Regions from separate parts of the Homo sapiens genome. Here region 2 is linked to region 1. A link is an interaction called in ENCODE POLR2A ChIA-PET data of the cell type or tissue named here. Cell type or tissue: GM12878. All regions are shown on one strand.

Evidence for each region. Peaks named below come from ENCODE experiments on the same cell type or tissue, not always from the same donor. Only the 100,000 strongest peaks of a DNase experiment are listed, where the experiment ranks them.
Region 2: POLR2A ChIA-PET joins it to region 1 with 6 read pairs; 2 of 35 experiments call an interaction of 5 or more read pairs at or near these places.

The regions. Positions count from the first base shown.
Region 1 is chr15:72,736,148-72,744,147 of GRCh38, reverse strand. It overlaps BBS4 (Bardet-Biedl syndrome 4), which reads right to left. Exons shown (of 16, transcript NM_033028.5): 15 at 7,185-7,386; 16 at 5,675-6,670. The coding sequence ends at 6,561. Among named protein-coding and RNA genes, the nearest start is that of ADPGK-AS1, 43 kb to the left of the region's middle. In GM12878, no CTCF peak of the experiment used is centred here; a DNase peak (open chromatin) is centred at 3,757; H3K4me3 peaks cover 755 bases; H3K27ac peaks cover 1,828 bases.
Region 2 is chr15:72,361,860-72,369,859 of GRCh38, reverse strand. All of the region lies in intron 1 of HEXA (hexosaminidase subunit alpha), which reads left to right. Among named protein-coding and RNA genes, the nearest start is that of HEXA, 10 kb to the left of the region's middle. RefSeq lists an enhancer at 3,526-3,675. In GM12878, no CTCF peak of the experiment used is centred here; a DNase peak (open chromatin) is centred at 3,759; H3K27ac peaks cover 2,423 bases.

The DNA of each region.
Region 1 (8,000 bases):
CTGGGATAACTCCAACTTGGTCATGATTTACATATTCACCTTTTTATATATTGCTGGATTGATTTGCTAATATTCTGTTGAGGATTTTTGTACCTATGTTCATACAGGGTAATAGTCTATAGTTTTGTTGTTTTGTAATGTCTTTGGTCCAGTTTTGACATCAGGGTTATTGCTAGCCTGATACAAACAAGTTAAGTTCTCGCTCCTATTTTCTGCAAATTTTTGTGAGGTTGAATTTATTTTGCCCCATAAATGTTTGACAGAATTTACCAGTATAATCATCTGAGCCAGGAGTCTGCTTTCAAGGATTACTTTTGATTTACAAATTCTGTTTCTTTAGTAGGACTTAAGATTTTACATTTCATCTTGTTTCTGTTTTTTTTTTTTTTTTTTGAGACGAAGTCTTGCTCTGTCGCCCAGGCTGGAGTGCAGTGGCACGATCTTGGCTCACTGCAACCTCCGCCTCCTGGGTTCAAGCGGTTCTCCTGCCTCAGCCTCTTGAGTAGCTGGGACTACAGGCGTGTGCCACTATGCCAGGCAGTATGTTGTATTTTTCAAAGATTTTTGTCTGTTGCATTTGTCAGGTTTATTGCCATAAAACTGTTCATAACATTCCCTTTTTCATGTCTGCAGAATCTGTAATATTATACCCGCTTTCATTCCTGATACTGGTAATTTGTCTTTTTCTTGATCAGTTTAGCTGGGGATTTTTTTTTTTTTTTCTTTTTCAGGAGAGAGGGTCTCATTCTATTGCCCAGGCTGGAGTGCAGTGGCACAATCATGGCTCACTGCAGCCTCAATCTCCAGGGTTCAAGCAATCCTCCCACTTCAACCTCCCAAGTAGCTGGGACCACAGGTATGTGACACCGTGCCCTGCTAACTTATTCTGTATTTTTTAAATTATTTTGGAGAGACGTAGGTCTCACTATGTTACCCAGGCTGGTCTTGAACTCCTGGGCTCAAGCAATACTCCCCCTCCCTAAGTGCTGGGATTACAGGCATGAGCTACCCACCGCACTCAGCTCTTTGTAGGGATTTATCATAAATTTTTTTTCCATAGAATTTGGGGCTTCTCAAATTTTTCTTTAATACTTGTTTGTTTGTTCCTTCTACTTACTTTGGGTTTATTTTTCTCTGCTTTTTCTAGCTTAAGGTGGAAACCTGTTATCACTGATTTTCTCCTTTCTTCTGATAGAAGCATTTACAATTCTAAGTTTCCCTCTAAGCACTGCTTTTGGCTGAATCCTATACGTTTTGTTTTCATTATCATTTAGTTCAAAGTATTTTTTTCTTTTTTTCCCTTGATTTATGAGTTGCTGTGTGTGTGTAAGAGACAAGGTCTCCCTCTGTTGTTCAGGCTGGAGTGCAGTGGTGCCATCATAGCTCACTGCAGCCTCAAACTCCTGGGCTCAAGCAATCCTGCTCCCTCAGCCTCCTGACTTGCTGGGACTACAGGCGTGCGCCACCACACCTGGCTAATTTTCGTATTTTTAATAGAGATAGGGTTTCACCATGTTAGCCAGGGTGGTCTCAAACTCCTGGCCTCAAGTGATCTGCCTGCCTTGGCCTCCCAAAGTGCTGGGACTGCAGGCATGAGCCACAATTTCTTTACTCACTCATCAGTTGATGGGCACTTGGGCTGGTTCCATATTTTTGCAATTGCAAACTGTGCTGCTATAAACAAGCATGTGCAAGTATCTTTTTCATATAATGATTTATTTTCCTCTGGGTAAGATATCCAGGGGTGGTATTGCTGAATCAGGTGGTAGAACTACTTTTAGTTAAGGAATCTCCACAGTTTTCCATAGTGGTTATACTAGTTTACTTTCCCACCAACAGTGTAAAAGTGTTTCCTTTTCACCACATCCATGCCAACATCTATATTTTGATTTTTTGACTATGGCCATTCTTGTGGCAGTAAGGTGGTATCACATTGTGGTTATGATTTGCATTTCCCTGATCTTTAGCAATGTTGAGCATTTTTTCACATTTCTTGGCCATTTGTATATCTTTTGAGAATTGTCTGTTCATGTCCTTAGCCCACTTTTTGATGGGATTTTTTTTTTTTTTTTTTGCTGATCTGAGTTCCTTGTAGATTCTGGATATTAGTCCTTCATCAGGTGTATAGATTGCAGAAATTTTCTCCTACTCTGCGGGTTGTCTGTTTAGTCTGCTGATTATTTATTTTGTTGTGCAGAAGCTTTTTAGTTTAATTAAGTCCCATTTATTTATCTTTGTTTTCGTTTCGTTTGCTTTTGGGTTCTTTAGTCATGAAGTCTTTGCCTAGGCCAATGTTGAGAAGGATTTTTTTCAATGTTATCTTCTAGAATTTTATGGTTTCAGGTCTTAGATTTAAGTGTTTGATCCATCTTGAGTTGATTTTTGTATAAGATGAGAGATGAGGATCCAGTTTCATTCTTCTATTTGTGGCTTGCCAATTAACCCAGCACCATCTGTTGAATAGGGTGTCCTTTCCCCACTTTTTTGTTTGCTTGCCGAAGATCAGTTGACTGTAAGTATTTGGTTTTATTTATGGGTTCTCTATTCTGTTCCATTGGTCTATATGCCTGATTTTATACCAGTACCACACTCTTCTGGTGACTATGGCCTTGTAGTATAGTTCGAAGTCAGATAATGTGATGCCTCCAGATTTGTTCTTTTTACTTAGTCTCACTTTGGCTTTGCAGATTTGTTCTTTTTACTTAGTCTTGCTTTGGCTATGCGGGCCCTTTTTTGGTTTCATATGAATTTTAGGATTGTTTTTTCTAATTCTGTGAAGAATGATTTTGGTATTTTGATGGGAATTGCACTGAACCTCTAGATTGCTTTTGGCAGTATGGTCATTTTCACAATATCGATTCTACCCATACATGAGCATGGGATGTATTTCCATTTGTTTGCGTCATCTATGATTTCTTTCAGTGATGTTTTGTAGTTTTCCTTGTAGAGGTCTTTTACTTCCTTGGTTCAGTATATTCCTAAGTTGTTTTTTTGTTTGTTTTTTGTTTTTTTGCAGCTATTGTAAAAGGGGTTGGGTTCTTGATTTCTCAGCTTGGTTGCTGTTGGCATATAGCAGGGCTACTGATTTATGTACTTTACTTTACTTTTGTATCCTGAAACTTTGCTGAATTGATTTACCAGTTCTAGGAGCTTTTTGGATGAGTCTTTAAGGTTTTCTAGGTATACGATCATGTCATCAGCAAACAGCGACAGTTTTACTTCTTCTTTACTGATCTGGATGCCCTTTCTTTCTCTTGTCTGATTGCTCTGGCTAGGACCATGTTCAGCTTTTCACAAACTATTTAGGATTAATTTTGTGTCCCACTACATAAAATATTAAAACCTTGCAACCATATATGCTTTATAGTTGTCATGTTATTTATGTATGTTCAGCCTCACATACACTGTGATATTTTTTCTTTGAACAATCATATGTATTTTTTTAAAGTTAAACCGAGAGAGTATTTTATATTTACCACTTGTTTACATTTGTTATTTATGGAAGGATTGGTCCGACATGAACTACTAAGCCATTATCAGACAATAATGAGTTTTCCTTGAAAACAAAAATCATTGTAGTGACACACTCCAAAGTGGTTTACTGTCTTTGGAATGCACAGTTTTGCCCAATATTATTCAGCAAGAAGGATACTTTTTTCTCATTGCTAGTTCATACTTCTACTTTCCTGCCTCTCTCTTTCAGTTTTCTAAAACCACATCCGTAGCTGTGATTATGTTCTTGGTTTCATTTTCCTAATTCTGTTACAAATTCTGATGACATGAGCAACCAACCCCCATACTAGAAGTTAGAATAGCTCCTATCTCACCAGAGTAAAAGAAAAATTGCAAATTCACATGCCCAAAAGACTGACCCTGCACACCCTAGTAGAGTTTATTTTTAAAAGAAAATCTAAGTCAAATTAATGTGGAAAGCATTGCTTCTTTACTGCTATCCCTGGAAGCAAAGCACCATCTTGCCCCCAAATGTGGAAAAACTCAAAAACTCTACTCTTGCATTCTCTGTTTCCACCATGCTATACTTAAAAAAGACTACCTTTTTACCCTTCTCTCCCCAAATATTAGAAGTTTCTCATATCAGAGTAATGAATACAGTTCTGTCCTCTGAAAACCTCTTCCCTCTACATCAAAGCTTTCTGAAATAAAAGTAGTCCAATATCTACTCATTCAGTCTTCAAGTCCTTAAGTTTCTGTTGCCACCACTGCTTCATCAAAGATACATCACTGCTTGATGATTGATGGTTAAGAGCAAGAGCTCTGCATCCAGACCTGGATTAAAATCCTGGTCCTGCCACTTACCTTTGAAAATTTGTTTTGTCTCTCCTAACCTAAGCTTTCTCTTCTATAAAATGGGGATAACAGTACCTCTCTGTTGGAAGTGTTCAATGAGGCTGACCATTCTCTTCCCAAACCTTTCTTCGTTGGCTTCCCATAATACCACTCTCCTGGGTTTTTTCTTGTATCATATGCTTTTTTGTGGGCTCTTCTGCTTCTCCCTCTAAATACTTATTTTCTTTCATTTGGTTGCCTGTCGTCTTATTCCTAGCTTTCCGTGGATGACTCCTTTCAAAACTATGGTTTTGATGATTCCTCAAATCTAAATTACTCCTGAATCTTAAAAAATTTTTTTTTGAGATGGGGTCTTGCTTTGTTTCCCAGGCTGGAGTGCAGTGGCATGATCATAGCTTACTGCCACCTCAAATTCCTAGGCTCAAGTGATCCTCTTGCCTCAGTCTCCCAAATAGCTGAAACTATAGGTGCGCACAACTGCGCCTGGCTTTTTAATTTTTTGTAGACATGAGGTCTGAGCCATCTTGCCCAGGCCAGTCTCCAACTCCTGGGTTCAAGTGATCCTCTGGCTTTGGCCTCCCAAAGTGCTGGGATTACACGTGTGAGCCACCGTATCTGGCCTACTCCTGAATCTTTATCTTCAAACCAGGTTTCATTCCTGAAATCTAGCTATTCAGGTATCTGATGGATATCATCATTAGATATCTTAAACATCTAAAACTAGATTCCACAACCAACCCTCAACCCTAGTCCAATATTCCTTTACTCTCCCTGGTTATCTAAGCCCTGAAATGGGTACCCAATTATTAACCTGCCACATCCAATCAATCCCCAATTCCTGTTGATATTAGCTCCTAAATCTCTCTTCCTCTTTTTTCACTAAGACTTTTCCAGTTTCAGAAAGTAACTAGACCATTTCATTCTAATATACTAGACTCCATGCTGAAGTAGAAGTGTTCTCAATTGTTCAGGGTACAAATCCACGTTTGCCACATACCACCAGCTGAATGACAAAGGCATCACTTCTGATACTTTTTGAGATACAAGAAATGAAGGGGGTCCTGCTCAGTTAGCTGCTTCTTCAATGTCAAAACAGACCCTGTAATAAAATAAGGAACTCCAACCGGTTTGGTAGTAGGTCAGTTTTCTATCTATCATCTATCTAATCTATCTATCTTTAAATTATGGTGATTAAAGGGCACTTTCAGTGCAAAATGGGGACTGGCCCTCAGTAAGCAAATTGCTGGCTTATCATGCATCAGGGTTGCTGCAGAGGCCATGCCTGTACCAAGCAGGAACTTGGCCTTGAGGTTCCTCCTCCAATTTCAAAATAGGCTTAGACACAGGTAAGGGAAGACCGTGATCATAGGTTCTTTTAGGTTTTTATTATGATCTCTTGTTTTTATACCTGAATAACAATTTTCCCCAAAGGAATGATGATATGTAATCTTTATTCTAAAAAGGACACATAGTGTATTGATAGCATCTGGTCAGTGGTTATCACTGACTATCTTCAATAACAATTACTCATCTAAGAAACTCTTCCTTTTTTCTTTAAAATCGTTGGTGCTGATCCAGACAAGCCCTGGGCTGCTGCTCCTCATCCTGATAGGATCTAGCTTCTAGACTGACCCCTCTCAAGAACAAAATACAGGGAGGGACTTGTTCTGGATTCCCTTTGGGCAAATGCAGCTGCAATACTCAGCAGGCTTGGCCTCAACTTCCAGGGCTTTTGTTTTTTTTCTTTTAAATGTATACTATTAAAGTTGGATTATTAATCTAATATTTGTGTTTGCCTTGGGGACTAATAAACCTCACAACCTGAGGATCACCTCAGTTAAACCAAGGCTTTGTCATCACAGAGCTACTCAGCAGAGGTCTGTCTCAGCTGTTCCTTGAACTAAGGAAGGAGTCAGTCAGCTAGGAGAGAAAAGTCCTTTTGAAAGCAGACAGCATCATGTACCTTGCTGACTCAGCTACATACATAAGGCCTCAAGCCTTGCTGCCAGTTCTTAAAGGAACTGTGTTCTCTTTTCACTTTTCCTGGCTTATGGGGCAGTAGAGGGTTTCCGACCTCAAATGCCAATACCAGGTAGGTAGAAGGACCTTAGGCTCAACTGCTGGCTCCTCGTAATAACACACACTGTATTCTGTGGTGGGTGCCACTCTGCTCTGCCTGTGTCATGTCACCTTTCCTAATCCAGCACATCCTCGCCCAAGAAAACCCTATTTTGGGGTCATTCATTCTATTCTTATTTCTCTCTTATTTGTTCTGATGTTTCAGTTGGACTTGATTCCACCGCAGGCTCTGGCTCCAGAGGAAGAGATGGGGGCTTTGTGAACTGGGATGTTCCTCCAGCACCTAGTAACAAAATAAAAACTTGAATCCTCATGTTCCACAATTTCAGAAGAAATCATTCTTTTTTGCTGTTAGAGTTCAAGAGGAAACCCCATATTTTCTGGAACCAGTGGGACTGACCCATTAACTATAAGGGAAGACTATAACTGAGAAATAAAGCAACAGTCAAGTTTGCCTTCAATGAGTCACTGAAAAATATTTACGTGTCAACTTCTGATAAAGCAGTAAAAATTAAACATTGCATAACAGGATATACTTAATAACATATTGCTAAAATTGGAAAGACCAGTGTATAGACCATCCAACTAAGTCTGTGAGTAGCTGTTACCTACTACATAGCTCGCCTTAAGGAAACAAGTGCCAATTTAGCCACCCTGTGTTTTTTTTCTCCCCTTGTGGCCAATACTACGTTGGACATATGAGTCTGAAGAGAACCTCACTGAAAGCTATAATCTCTGCTGACAGACACATGTGGCTTGTACCTGCCAGGTCTTCATGGAGCTCTGTATGGTCCTACCTGAGGGGAGCGTCCTGTATGCAGCTGCTGAAGACATTGCCTGTCCTAGAGCTTGATTAGAGCCCAGAGGCTGCTGGAAACTGGCAGGTTTGCTGGTTGAAGTGGTCTGGTGCTTTGATTTGGGATCTTTAACTGGTTTGGTCCAGACCAGTGCCTCCCCAACCTGGAGAGCAGCTCCCAACTTCTGAGCCATCTCCACCATCTTGTGTCCACAAAGGAAGTAAAAGAATCAAAAGCGTGACTGTCAGAGACAAGCCAACCCACTTCTTTGGTCTTCGAGCTGGGGTTTTAGCTGAAATAGTGTCTGGTCGTACTAGCAGTTGAGGCAGGAAGTACTTATCAAACAGTAGAGATTACAGATTGCCTTTACTGGATGGCATGGTGGTTCACATAGGATCTCAAAACCCAACAATTCAAGCCTGGTGCATTACCGGGCCAAACAGTGCATTTCCTACAACAAGTGAAATAGGGCTGGGCACGTGGATCACGAGGTCAAGAGATCAAGACCATCCTGGCCAACATGGTGAAACCCCGTCTCTACTAAAAATACAAAAATTAGCTGGGCGTGGTGGCACGCGCCTGTAGTCCCAGCTACTTGGAAGGCTGAGGCAGGAGAATTGCTTGAACCCAGGAGGCGGAGGTTGCAGTGAACTGAGATTGCGCCATTGCACTCCAGCCTGGGCAACAGAGCGAGATTCCGTCTCAAAAAAAAAAAAAAAAAAAAAGTGAAATAGAAGGAAGCTACAGACAGACACAGACCTCAACTTTGATGAGTTGAATTAGCAATAACAACTCAGTAAGCCTGAATTTCCTTTT
Region 2 (8,000 bases), 370 kb after region 1:
CCTTGTCGTTTTGTTGTTGTTTGTTTTTAACCGTCTCATGCTAGGGCATGTTGTCTGTTTCTTAGCCTGTTCAAGGCATAAGCCTCAATCCCTTTCCTGTTGTTATATAGAGGGAAAGGAGTTTTACAGCCTTACCAGTACTTCTTTTAAGAAATAAAGCTGGGCATGGTGTCTCATGCCTATAGTCCCAGCTACTCCAGAGGCTGAGGTGGGAGGATGGCTTGAGCTCAGGAGGTGGAGGTTGCAGTTAGCTGAGATCGTGTCATTGCACTCCAGCCTGGACAACAGAGCCAGACCTTGTCTCAAACAAACAAACAAACAAACAAAAACCTAGAAACAAAAACAAAAGAAAGGGATCACTCTTATGTTTCTGCAGTTTCCTAAATTTCTTCTACTGGTCCTGAAAATAAGTGATAAAATAGAGTCAATTTGCATCATCCTCAAGAGGTTCCATGACCTTTTTGGAGCCACTGACAACAAAGTCAGCTGAAGAAAGGAGGTTGGGTCTGTAGGGGTCAGAGAGGTGTATGTGTGAAGAGTTTTCTGTGGTGTGAGCTGTCTCAAGGTTTACATGTTTACAGTCCATTGTAATACAGAAATGGATTATATTTTCTTCTGTATTCCTGGCTGTAATGAATAAAACCCATTATTGGGTCAGGAACTTGAGTCTTCTCTCTTCTTGTCCTTTGTTCCTGTTTCAAGCTGTGGCATTTGCTTAAGCTTCCTGGCCACACACTCAGCCCTGATCCCCAGCCAACTGCTGTATGCTATTGTTGTGTCCACATCTTGAGGCTGGTTAGGCTTGGGTGTGGTGTAGAGCTCCTTTCTGTGGAAGCGTATACTCAAAAATACAGGACGTATGGGTGTTTGTCAGCTGTCATTAAGCAGCCTTCCCCTTCTTTTGTAAAGCTCTTGGGATTGAGGGGGTAAGAGAGATGCCTTACTAGGTACACTGTTATGCATGAAAAGTTTAACTACTTACTGTTTGTTCAACCTTGTCCTTGTTGTAACTAGGATTCCACATTAGTGGCTTTGTTGTTTTGCCTGGAGCTGCAGTCCTAGGTTGGGGGAGATTCAGAGTTCTAAGGCCATGTCCCTCTTGTATTTTGAAGTGTCAGCCTGTTCATATACAGAATGGCATCTCACAGTAGTGAAGCCTTCAGTCTCCTATAAGAGGCTCATGAAAAACCCTTCAGGGAAGCTGCTCCTAGAGTGTGGCTTTGCCATAGGAGACCCTGCCCCAGGACTCCTCTGGCCAAATGAGAGAGTCGAGGTTTGCTGGGGCAAAACTGTCTTATTGGGAAAAGGGAAGTAGAACACGGAAGGAAACTAGCATTTATTGTCTGGCACTTGATGTATGTTATTGCCCTTTAATCTTCATAAACAGCTCTGTGAGGTCAGTGTTATCCCAATCTTTGAGAATGGAGACATAGAGGCTAAGTAACATGCCCAGGGTTACACAGCTTGTAGGGATGGAGCAGAAATTCCAGTCATGCATAAATTTTGCTTTTGTCACTGTACAGTCTTGTAATATACTCATACACGTCTTTGTCAGTCCAGTTAGCAATTTGGAAAACTACTGGCCTCTGGCAGGATTAAGCTCTAATCACATCTTAGTGTTAATTACTTCAAATAGGTAGTAACTTCTAACATCTAGTTACTCATAAGCACTCAGGTTATGAATATTTTGATCCCTGGCCCATTGTTACCAGATTCCAGTAGCATTTCTTCCTTCCTCCCATCTATTCTTAGTACAGGTAGTATTTATTAAGTAACTTTAATTGTCAATAGTACTAGGTCCAAGGAATATTAAATTGAACTTCCCCGTCCTTAAAGAATTTACAGTTTCTGGAAGTGGGGATACAGACAGAGTGTGATATTTTTCTATGATAACTGAAGCACAAGGTACTTTGGGAGTGCAGAAGAGGAACACCTGACCTAAGTGTATGGGGGGAAAAGGAGAAAGTGCACATTGAAAAGGCTTTCCTAGAGAGCTGTTGAAGGAGATCTAAAAGTAGAAGTTAGTGGGGGTGAAGATAGTATTCCGCATAGAAAGAACTGCGCGTGGAAAAGGCCTACAGGCGAGAAGCCTTCATGCCATATTCAAGGAACTCAAGGTGTCTAGCTGAAGTACACAACTCTAGGGTGGATCAGCAAGTTCTGAAGCTAAAGAGGTGATAGATGGAAAGGTCATGAAATGGCCTAATAAGCCCTGGTAAGGAATGGAGCTTTATCCTAAGGTCAAAGAAGGCCAGTAAAGTCCAGTCAACAGGATAAGTGATGTGACTAAACTCTAGCTACATTGGGGCTTGCTGTAGAGTGGGATTAGAGGCAGGAAACCCAGTTAAAAGGCTGCCAACAGTGGTCTAGATAAGAGAGAGTAGTGGCTGAAGTTGGGTTGATGGCTGTAAGGACAGAGAAAACTAGAAAGACTGAAGAGAGATTTAGGAGGTGGCTGCTTGGAAGTGGGAGTTAGGTTGGAGGGAAAGGGTGCTGAGGATGACTCCCAGATTTCTGACTTAGCAGTTTGAATGTTGGCTCTCATTCACTCGTGCTGCCATTAACAAAGATAGGGAAAATAGTAGGAGAGGAAGGGAAGGAGTAAAAAGAGCTAAATTGGTGGTCGTGGTGGCTCACACCTGTAATCCCAGCACTTTGGGAGGCTGAGGCAGGTGGATTACCTGAGGTCGAGAGTTCGAGACCAGTCTGACCAACATGGAGAAACCCCATCTCTACTGAAAATACAAAATTAGCTGGGCATAGTGGTGCATTCCTGTAATCCCAGCTACTCTGGAGGCTGAGGCAGCAGAATCGCTTGAATCCAGGAGGTGGAGGTTGCAGTGAGCCGAGAGTGCGCCACTGCACTCCAGCCTGGGCAACAGGAGTGAAACTCCATCTCAAAAAACAAAACAAAAAAAAAACAGTGAAATTAAGAGGTTGAGAGGTAGAGTGAGAATCATGAAAAGTAAATTTGATTTTGACGTGTTGACTATGAGGTATCAAGCAAACAGTTAGCTATGTAGTACTAGAGCTTGGGAGAATGAGTTTGAACACTTCCGAGGAGAAGAAGGTCCAAAAGGCAACCACAGGAGGGTGGTTGAGGAGGAGGAGGAGGATGTTGTTGGATGACTGCTAAGCCAGAACATGGGTTAGTTCTTCCTCTTGGGTGTGAAAATCATCTAGGATAATAGCCAGCCTTGAGGTGGAGAGGAATACTGGGCAACAGGATCCAAAGTATTAAGTAAATAAGGTTGGGCATGGTGGCTCACACCTGTAATCCCAGCACTTTGGGAGGCTGAGGCTGTGGGATCACTTGAGGTCAGGAGTTCGAGACCAGCTTGGCTAATGTGGTGAAACCCCGTCTAATTTGTAAAAATAGAAAAATTAGCCAGGTGTGGTGGTGCACACCTGTAATCCCAGCTACTTAGGAGGCTGAGGTAGGAGGATCACTTGAGCCTGGGAGGCGGAGATTGCAGTGAGCTGAGATCGCGCCACTGCACCCCAGCCTGGGCAACAGAGGAGGACTCCATCTCAAAAAAAAAAAAAAATTAAGTGAATAAAGAAGTGATCAGGAAGCTACAGAGTGTTGTAACAAGGAGAGCTGAAGATTTAACAGCTGGATGACATGAACCACAGAAGAAAGGTGTTTTATTACTTGGTGGTGGTGGAATGGATGACCCAGAAGCAGCCCCATATCTCAACCCTATGATGTGGGAAGTGGCTGCCTCTCAGAGCATGTTGTAGGGGAAGTGGTGTGTGGTATTCCTGGGGAGAGCCAGGCTTCAGTTAGGGAGGAAGTAGAAGAGGCTGAGTAATTAAGTAACTACACAACAAGATCTCAGAGGGTTTACAAGGTGAATGATATGTAGTACACAGGTGGTCTGGTGGAGAAGAGGAAGCAACATGTATAAAAATAGAAGTGCAGGACCAGAAGTGAGCAAAGGGGGTTATATATTGGGCAAAGTGACAAAATATGGTAGAGATATGACATGGCGGATTTCCCTGACAATAAGATTACCAAGAAAATAGATTCCAGAGACAAGCAAGCATGTGTATATATGTGGGAATTTAATATATGATCAAAGAAGTATTTCTGATCAAATGTGAAAAGATGTATTAGTCAATAAATACCTAAGGATGACTGGTTATCCAATTGGGAAAAAAATAAATCCTTACCTCATATCAAACTCAAAAGTAAATTCCAGGGAGATTAAAGATCTGAAGATAAAAGACCATTGAAGTGTTAGACAGAAATGAAGGAAACTATTATTATAATTTTAGGGGTAGAGGAGGCCTTTCTAAGTAAGCAAATAAAGAGACCGTAAAGGAAAAGAGTCATAGCTTTGACTACATAAAAATTAAAGCAAAAGAAAGCATAAGGTTAAAAAATAAGGGATAAAATGAGGCAGATATTTGCAACAAGTCAATAAAAGAAAAGTAACTTTAAAAAGTAAAAAGAATGGCTGGGTGCCGTGGCTCACGCCTGTAGTCCCAGCACTTTGGGAGGCCAAGGCGGGTGGATCATGAGGTCAGGAGATCTAGACCATCCTGGCTAACATGGTGAAACATCGTCTCTACTAAAAATAATAATAATAATAAAAAATTAGCCGGGCACGGTGGCGTGCGCCTGTGGTCCCAGCTACTCAGGAGGCTGAGGCAGGAGAATGGCATGAACCTGGGAGGCGGAGCTTGCGGTGAGCCGAGATCGCGCCATTGCACTCCAGCCTGGGCGACAGAGCGAGACTCCGTCTCAAAAAAAAGAGTAAAAAAAATTTGGCTAGTAAATGCAAAGAAATGCTTGAGGCCAAGAGTTCAAGACCAGCCTGGGCAGCATAGTGAGACCCTGTCTCTACAAAAAATAAAAATAAAAATTAGCCTGACATGCTGGTGCACGCTTGTAGTCTTAGCTGTTTGGGAGGCTGAGGCAGGAGGATCACTTGAGCCTAGGAGGTTGAGGCTGCAGTGAGCTATGATTGTGCCACTGCACTCCAGCCTGGGTGACAGAGCAAGACCCTGTCTCTAAAAAAAAAAAAAAAAAAAATTAAATTAAAACTTAAAAAGAAATACAAATTGAAATTGAAACAATGTATGTGTTTTTTTAAATCCAGCTGGCAATGGTGAAAAAGAATTGAGATGTTCTAGTGTTGGAAAGATGTGGAGAGATGGGCCCATATATGTGGATTTGGGTGTAAGTCAGTACAGTAACTTGGAAGAGGAATTTGGCAGTATCAAAACCAAAACTTTTCTTACCTGTGGCCTAGCATTTCCACCTCCAAGAATTTATCCTACAGATATCTTTCACAATTGCTTATATACATATATATGAATATTTGTTTACTAGAGTGTTGTTTATAATACTAAAAACTTAGAAACATTACCGAATGTCTACAAACAGAAGAGAAGTTAGGTAAGTTAATGTATATCTCATCATTGGAATTATATTCAACATTTACAAGAAGGATGTAAATCTATATATATTGACATTAACAGATCTACAGCTCATTTTGGTAAGGGGAAAAATGTTACAAACTAATAGTATTAGGATCCCATTTTTTTTTTCTGTTTTTGTTTTTTGTTTTGGGGTTTTTTTGAGACAGTCTCGCTCTGTCACCAAGGCTAGAGTGCAGTGGCGTGGTCGCTTGGCTCACTGCAGCTGCCACCTCCCAGGTTCAAGTGATTCTCCTGCCGCAGCCTCCCAAGTAGCTGGGTTTACAGGCGCCTGCTACCACGCCCAGCTAATTTTTGTATTTTTAGTAGAGACAAGGTTTCGCCATGTTGACTGGCGAACCTTGAAGTCGTTCGCTGGGCTCGAACTCTTGAACTCAAGTGATCCACCTGCCTCAGCCTCCCAAAGTGCTGGGGTTGCAGGTATGAGCCACCTAGCCTGGGCCCATTTTTATTTTAAAAATTAATAAATTTATGTATTTACAAAAAAATTGGAAAATTGTGCAAAATGTTATAACTAAAGTTATCCCTTGAGATCTAGAATTTTAGGGAGATGTTCTCTTTCCAGTGGGGATAGGGTTGGGAGGGACAGATCAGTTTTAAAAGTAGGGGAAAATAGAAAATTTTTAACTACAGCTTTTCCCAAAAAAAGATGGGTACAACTTTTACCCAAAAAATATGGGATGGGAATGAGAGGAAGGAAGAACATTCAGGATTCATCTGTGGGCTGGAGAGAGTGATACTTCCAAGTAGGTATTAATAGTCTGTGGAGGGTGAAGAATCTTGGAACTTACAGGAGGAGGTACCATGATCTAGACTAAATTCAGCAGCACTAAGGAGAAGGCCCCAGCTCAGGGCAGTCGGCTTCACAGACTCCCACTTTACTGGGATAAGAAGTTTGACAAGGTTGGCCTTGACTTCTCTCCTAGCTACACCAATTCACTTCCCAGGCTTGGAATACCTTTTCTCCTCTTGGTAGCTTGGTGAACACCAATTCAGGGTTCAAGATCCCACTCAGAGGTCCCCTTCAACGTCAAGCCTTCCACCTTTCCTGGACGTGGCTATTAAATCTACCATAGCCCTTATCACAATGTTTGTAATTATTGTTTGTGTTCATCTCTCCTGCTAGACTGTGATCTCCTCAAGGGCAGGGACCAGGGTTTGTTTTTCTTTTTAACTGCCCCAGCACCTAGCACAGTTCCTGATGCACATTAAATGCACAATATATCTTGGTTGGAATGAAGAAATGAGTGGGAAATGAATGATATAATGGGCTTTTATTAGGCAGAATATGGGGGAGATGAAACCTGGATATGATGTGTATAAAGGTGGGAGGGGGAAGAGAAGAAAGTGGGCATGGGAACAAACTTTGGCACCAGCCTAGGAGGGTACCAGGGGATATGGGAGCAGAGTAGACATTAAAGAGTGGGAAGGTGGCAAAGTCTGGGTTGCCTTTCTTAGTTTTCAATCCAGAAGCAAAATCAGCTACCACTTTATAACCGAAACCAATGTGTTTTTTTTCCATAGTGCTGGGATTCTGTGAATCAAACACATTGATACGATGGAAGTGTTTTGATTCAGGAGGGAACGGGTGGTAGAGGGAAAGGCTATTGTGCACTGAGGTAAAGATTGATAGTTTCCAGGTTACCCTAATAGTTATTAGTGACCCTAATACAGCAACGAGTTCTTCCTCTCAGAGAAGTGGAAAGACCTAAATCTTAGAATTTATGGATCCAGAGGTCTTCAGAGCAGTGTCTGAAAAGGCACTTTGTGTAAGTCTGGGCGTCTTCTTAGCATCGCCCACCCCAGTCTCAGGATTTCAGAAATACTAGGTTTGGGGATATAAAAGTAATCTCTACATTAACTACTTGCTATTTATGCCTGATTATCACATAGCACAATCATAAAATATGCATTTTTTGAATTCCAACATCATTCATTTTTTCAGCAAACATGTACTGAATGACTGCTGTGTGTCAGGCACTGGGAATACAAAGACACTGAGATTGGTCCCTCCTGTTGAGGAACTCACAACCTAGGTGAGGAGATAGACAAATAAACAGCATATCTTAAGAAAAGTGTTTTGAAAAATGTATGTATACATTGCTGCATGATCACATAGGAGGGTTTCTTAGGAAAGAGGGGGGGAATAACAGAAAAGTTTCCTAAAAGGAAAATAGAGCTGTTTCTTAATTAGGGGAGATGTGGCGGGAAGGCAAAGTTTGTTTCAATTGGAGGAAGCAATATGTGCAAAGAAAAATATGGAGAAAATATGGCATTTTCAGGGTTCTGTTAAGAGTTCATTGTTCATTGTGAGAGTTCCTGCACAGGAGCAGAAAAAGACAAGGCATTTTCTTATGATTACCCAGTGAATTCTGGACTGTATTCTGAAAGCTATGGGAGCCATTGGAAGATTTTAAGCGGAGACTGTCATGCTCTTATCTTCATATTCTAATATCTCTGAGGATAGTAGATTGACATGGGTATTCCTGGAGGCAGGGGAAGACTGCCTGGGAGATTTTTTATAGTCATCCAGGTGAGAAATTACAAGAGGC